2 separate regions of the Homo sapiens genome follow, and region 1 is linked to region 2. The links are chromatin contacts, found by Hi-C in ENCODE. All regions are on one chromosome and are shown on one strand. The core of a region is the stretch at or near the end of the contact, and the rest is flanking DNA. Distances in the headings are between cores, read along the strand shown.

Region 1 (3,186 bases), core at 326-2,825, 230 kb after region 2:
AAGTGGTCAATGCCAAAACGGATGGGAAGGGGCAAGAGTGGCTCTTTCCTGCAGGATCCTCGCAGCTCCCCACTAGCTGGACCACACTCTGCTCTTAGGCAGTTTGCCCGTTACTGCCCTGGTCTTCTGCGGCTGCCTGACCCAGGGCTGATGCAAGCCCTTAAATGGCATCTGCAAGAAGCCACCACAGGGCCGGGAAAAGGGACTCCAGGGCTCGCAGGTGAACCGAAAACGAGCCCGGCGGGAGCAGGTGACTCCAGCAACCTGCTGGGTGCCAGATGGACGGCTCGGGGGCCGTGGGGTCACCTTGCTGGGCCTGAACCCTGGCACTGTCCTTCCCTAGCAGTGACTTTGGGCAGGTCACCTGACCCCAAGACGGCTCCTGCTCTGTCCAATGGGGGTGCCAATAGCACTGCCTTTGTGGGTAGCTGTGGGAGGGAAGGGGCTGGGCCTGGCGTGCACAGTGGGGTCGGCCCGGGGCCTGGCAGCGGCCCTTACAGACTGGGCTGCAAAGAGCAGAGGCGGCATTTGGCTCTCCAGCTTCACCTAGTAAAGGCCGTTTATACCTTGCCGAAATAATCTGTAGACGGAATGAACTCAAAGGTCAGGAAATAAAATCTGAGCAGGAAAGTTGGTAACATTACAGGGGACTGTTGCCAAGAGCTTCGCCTGCCTTCAGATTCAGCCTGGGGCCCTGCCGTGGGGACCTGGCCAGGGCGGAGGAGGGAGGGGCCGGGGCCGCCTGACCCTCCCGTGCCCGCAGGGGCCCGACCTCGCCCTCTCCCTCCGCCCGGCTCCTCCACGGGGTGCAGGGGCCAGAGCGGCCCTATTTAAGGCCGGCCTTGGCCTGGAGCTCGCCCCGGCCGGGACCCCGGCCATGGCGGTGCCACTCAAACGCGACTCGGCGGAGCTGTGTCCCCGCAGGGTCTCGCGGCCCGCGGCTCCATCCGGGTCCCTGCGTTTCTGCAGACGCCCGCTCGGCCCGGCCCATGGACCCAGGACTGTTTCCTCGGGGCCGCAGAGACGCAACGGGCCCCGGCCAACTCCGCGTGAGCACCGGGCCTGCGCCGCGCCGCGCCGGGCCCCCTGGCTGCAGAGCCCCTGCCGGAGCCACTTCCGGGTCCCGCGCCGCGCGTTGCCCTGGAGACGGCCCCCGCCTAGGCCGGGTCCCCGACCGCAGCTCACCCGGTGCCCTCTCCGCGGCGGCGCCGGCGTCCCGGACCTCGGGGCCGGCCGGCGGTGCTAGGGGCCGGGCCTGCGGGTGCCCCTGTCCCTCGGGGCTCCGTGCGCAGGGCGGCCGCATGGTGCTGGGGCGCGCGGCTGGGGGCGCTGGCAAGGCGGCTGAGGGCGTGGTTCACGCGTCGCCGGCTGGGGTCGCCCTGCAGGTGAAGGGGCTCTCGGGCGCGGCCGCCGGAGGCGTTTGGCCTAGCGTGGGAGCCGTAGCGCCGTCCCTCGACGGCCACCGTAGGGCGGCCTCACGCCCCCTCCACCCGCGCCGACCGAGCCGCACTTCCCTTCCCCCTGCTCCGGGCCCGCGCTGGGCGTCCCGGACTCGTCGCTTCCCGAGGGCGTGCGTGCGTGCGTGCGTGCGCACGCTGCGAGCAGTCCGTAGCGTTCCCTCCCCCGAACGCCCTCGGTGCCGCGCCTGGTCTTCTGCGCCTGCGCTTGCCGTTCCTGGGCCGCGCCTCCGCGCACGCGCTACCGCATCCCGTGGAGAGGCAGTGCGCAGGCGCGCTTCCGTGGAGCAGTCCTTTGGCCCCAGCAGAGGGCTTGACCGTGGTCCTGGCCCCGGACTGAGGTGTCTGCGACCCGGCGCGCTGCTGCCGTCGCTGGGGTGGGGCCGGGCCCCGGAGGAAGCCGCTTTCCCGGCGGGGGTGGGCGGCCCAGGGACCGGGAGCAGGTCTGGTCCTCGCGGGGCCGTGTGCGAAGGCCTCCTGCGCGGCCTGGGGCTGGGAGGACAGGGCGGCGGCGGGAATGAGGGCGCCCCCCAGGCTCCAGGAGGGCGGGGAAGGGTGGGGGCGGCTGACGCCACGCGGACCCGGGCGGCACGGATCGGGTGTGTAGCTGCGAGGCCCGGTGGGCCGGCGGCGACGTCGGCAGCCGAAGTAGGGACAGCCCCGGAGCACGAGCAGGCCCAGCAGCAGCCCCAGGGCCGCCCCCCCGCCGCCCCCCAGTGAAGGAAGGGGACTTGTGTTAGTGTCCTCACGCCTGGTTCGTACAGGCTGGCGGTTGTCCTGGGGGTTTCCAGCGAGGAATGTGTTGGGGAGCGCTCCTGGGTGTGGCTGCTGGGTAGGAGGGGAAGGCAGGGTCAGCAGCCCCTGGGGCGACCGTAAAGTGGGTGGCCCTTCAAATTCAAGGCACTGGAACAAGGGGGCTGGGCCCTCCTGCCCACCAGGCCCGTCATTGGCTGCAGGCCTCCCGGGACGGCGAGCTGGCTCCTGGGCCCCTGTCCTTTGGACCAGGGCCGCCCTGAGGGCTGGCACAGCTACCTTCTCCACTGTGGCCCCATCCCCGCCACAGGAGAGAGAGCCGCCTTTACCCGACATGAGCAGGAGTTCGAGGAACATCTGGACGAGCAAAGGCCACCAGGAGGTAGCACAGCAAAAAAGGCCAAGAGCCTGTTTTCTTTACCGATGGCTGGCGGCAAATATTCCGAAAGAAACGTGTCAGGCAAGAAGCGCTAGTTCACGCCTGTCATTCCACCGCTTTGGGAGGCCAAGGCAGGGGGATCACTTGCCCCAGAAGTTTGAGACCAGCCTGGGCAACATAGTGAGGCCCCTGTCTCTACAAAAAACTTAAAATCAATAAACAGGTCTCCTTCCTTCCTCAATAGTCCTGTTGGTGGCTCACCTCTCTGCCTCTCCAGATGTGAGGCAGATCCACACGTTTAGCTATTGAGATAAGGCTGGGCGTGGTGGCTCACACCTGTCATTCCGGCCTCAGATCTCTTGTGCCCAGGAGTTTTAAGACTAGCCTGGGCGACCTGGCTGGCAACATGGCCTCCACAAAAATAAATAAAACATTTTAAATATATAAACATTGAGATAATAGCATCTTGATGCCTGTCTTCATTTTTTGTCTTCTGTTTTAAGGACTATTAGAGACAAACTAACCAAAGATAATTCTCCCCTCCCATGTGGCTCGTGCTGGGACGCCGGCACCGTGAGATGGCGCCCGTGGCCAGAT
Region 2 (3,080 bases), core at 198-2,697:
ACACTCCTCCATGGCCCTGCTGTGGCAGTTCTGCCCTCAGACACTGCACTTGTCCATGAGTAACTGGCTTCAGTGAAAGCAACTACTGCGAGAGCTGGATGTGCACAGTTCTAGAACGTTTAACGTTCTATCAAAATCAATACCTACTTAAAAAAAAAAAAAAACTTTGTGATGCCTTCAATGTATTTCTAATAGTTTCTTGTTGTTTTTTCTACAAACCAGTAAGACTGTTAGAATTAATACACATTCATTCGACAATTATTAAGTACCCATGTGAGCCAGAAAATGTACAAAAATGCCAGGGAGTCAAACAGGAAGAGATAAAGTCACTGTTCTCAGGCTGAGCCTCGTAAGACAACTGAAAAGTCAACAGGTAATTTCCACGCAATGTGGAGGGTGTCACACAGGATGAGTGCTGGGGGACTGGGGTGCAGGAGACACCAGTCCCGCACTGAGGAGTGGGGCAGTGGGGCAGTGGGATGTGCAGGTGGAGAAGTTTCTTAGGGAAGGAAGCAGCCAGTAGGGGGGTGGGTAGGAGCGAGAGGAAAACATGAAAATGACCCTGTTAAGAGAATTTCAGCAAGTGACAGCAGTTCAGAATTGCGCGGAAGAGGCAAACTGGATGTTTCATTCATTAGCTCACCAGGCTCTTGTGCGTGCCTGCGCTGGGAGGACCTGGGCCCTGCGGGATCTGTCAGCAGAGCGAGACAGGCTTAGGCGGGCACACAAGGAATGCAATGAGACCACATCAAGTAAGGGGGTCAGACAAGCCAGAGGACGAGGAGATCCCATCTGCTGGAGCTCCCCGTAAACAAGAGTGGAGAATGAGCGTGGACCCAGGAGGCTGCTGTGGTCACCGCCAGGAGAGACAATGGAGGCTGACACAGGCAGGCAGCCCCGGGAAGGGGAACCACTGCCCAGGAGGCGTGAGCAGCAGGCCTGTGCCTGATGCAGTACGACAAAAACACCAAACTTATAATTCCTGCCAGCCTGGAGCAGGACGGTCCCTTTTCCTAAGACAGGAAACCAGTAGTGTGGAGGAGGAGGGCAGTCGGGGACAGGAGAGATGAGCCTGTGGGACCCAAGGGGAGCTTTGCAATGGAGAGGTGTAGAGACTGGAAGCGCAAGAGTAAAGGGACCAGCTGGAGACGTGCTTTGGAACCCATTACATATACACAGCCATCGATGCCCAGGGGGACGAGTCATCCAGTGAGAGCCGGGCGCAGTGGGAGAAGCTGGTCAAGGCAACCTGAGGACACCAAGCCCACGGGACAGATGTCGGGAGAGAAGCCAAAGAAACGGACAAGTGAACAGAGAACGGGGCGGGGCCAGAACATGGTGCTGCCAAGGCCAGAGGAGGTTTTGAAGGGGCAGTGTGCACCAAGGAAGGCTGAGAAGGATGCATGCATGAAGACCACAGAGCCCGCCGGACTCAGCTGGCAGCCTCGGGAAGAGCATTCTGAGAACTGGTGAAGAGACAGCCGCAGGCACAGAAGGAAGGAAGTGAGAACAGCGGGAACTGTGCCTCTGCTCTGAGGGGAAAGTGTGGCCAAAAAAGATGTGTCTGCTTTAAGGATTGGAGAAACGGTGACGAAAGAAAACCCAATCAATGGGAGAGGCTGAAGAGGAGGAGGCTGCTCCTGAGAAAGGAGGCCCCTCGGGAGGCGGAGGGGAGGGATGCAGGGCCCAGGTAGGGCAGTGTCTTTCACTGGGTCAGGGTACAGACGCAGGGAAGGGGTGGGCGGCCCATCAGCACCTGCAGTTTGTCTTACTATGTTAAGCAGGAGGCAGGGCATCTGCTGAGTGGGAGGGCCCAGCCTGGAGGAAGTGGGGAGAAGTGCGGCTACAGGGGGCAGAGTGAAAGTCAAACAAGGACACGGGCAGGGCAGGGGCCCATGGAGACTGGAGACAAGAGTCGGCAACGGCACTGTCAGGGTGGCAGCACTGTCACTCCTCGGACTGCTACGTCAGTACCCATGAGCAACGCATTCGCAGTGGCTGCTGGACTGCTGTGGGGCAGGCCTCGGCGGGAGCCACACAGAAAGGCCCTGGGAAGGGGTCAGAAGACTCTAACCAGTCTGCAGTGGAAGTGAGGTCAACACTAAGTGCAGGAGGAACTCAGAGGGGTGGCAACTGACGGAGAGCAGGAGTTGGAGCGCTGGGGTCTCCCAAGGGCAGGGCCCAGCACAGCCACCTGGCCCAGAGTCCCAGCTTGGCCTCTTACTGGATCCCTCTGAACCCTGGCCCCCTACCTGTCCGTTCCGAACAACGAAAGGGTCTATCTCCTGCCCTGCGCCAGCTGAGCATAAGCTCTGTGGATGCACACGGGAGTCTCAGCTGTTATTCCTTCCGTCGCTATTACTGCAATGAGGATGAAAAGGCAGGTCAGGAAGTGGCCATCTGTCGACTGCAGCCCTCCCGCGGCACCTGCACGGGGCTCGGGAGGAGGTGTCCACACCAACCGCCAGCTCTTCCACGGCAGCACACGGCAAAGACCCCTCTGGCAGGTGCTACAACTGTGGCCACTGCCCAACCTAAAGCCAGCTACTCCCGTAGCCTCCAACTCAGCCCCAGGAAAAAAGACCAGGCCACTGCAGTGCCAGGCACAGCCCAGAGACGTGCAGGACAGTGAGTCTCTGCTCTGTTGCTTGTCTGAGCCACCTGGGAGCTGAGACCAGCTCTCCCAGAATGTCCCCGTGGGCGGCCTGGCTATCTGCATTTGACACTGAGAAAGTCACCTCTGCAGAGGCCCCAAAGGTGAGTGTCTCCACCTGGAAAACGTGGATACTCTTCCTGTTTGGATATAAGGAGTCAACGGAAATAATTCCAACTCAAGGTAAAAGCGACCAGTAGTCCACGCCCCAGCTCCATCCTGGAGAGGCCAGACACAAGGGTAAGAAAAGCTGATGTAATGGTCCCCACAGGGCCAAGACCACCTGACCCCCACCCAGGGACAACCAGTAACAAACTGCACCTTGACAGCGGAGCGCCAGGTGCACAGACAAGCACACACCCCACAGGGCGCTGGCCCGGGCATGCCACACCAGGCTCAGGTGCAGACTTGGCTTCCAGCCAGAAGG

The links. A loop is a pair of places that touch in the nucleus more often than their neighbours do. Pooled maps may share reads with other maps.
Region 1: a map of endothelial cell of hepatic sinusoid shows a loop between it and region 2 (4-fold over the local background). The contact joins the promoter of TMEM250 here to the enhancer-like site in region 2. A Hi-C loop is called at or near these places in 2 of 168 maps with a recorded cell type or tissue (endothelial cell of hepatic sinusoid and right cardiac atrium) and 3 of 50 pooled maps.

What each region holds. Positions count from the first base shown.
Region 1 is chr9:136,117,300-136,120,485 of GRCh38, forward strand. TMEM250 (transmembrane protein 250) reads right to left here and starts at 1,576. Exons shown (of 2, transcript NM_152833.3): 1 at 1,186-1,576. It overlaps LOC107987142 (a long non-coding RNA gene), which reads left to right and starts at 493. Exons shown (of 2, transcript NR_165242.1): 1 at 493-603. RefSeq lists enhancers at 1-97, 98-673, 1,827-2,403, 2,404-2,978 and silencers at 690-1,739, 1,770-2,159.
Region 2 is chr9:135,885,913-135,888,992 of GRCh38, forward strand. The region is part of intron 1 of CAMSAP1 (calmodulin regulated spectrin associated protein 1); the gene reads right to left. Among named protein-coding and RNA genes, the nearest start is that of CAMSAP1, 20 kb to the right of the region's middle. RefSeq lists an enhancer at 1,671-1,965. Within about 2 kb of position 1,448, at least 16 of the 41 ENCODE cell types and tissues checked have a DNase peak (open chromatin) inside an H3K27ac peak, as active enhancers do.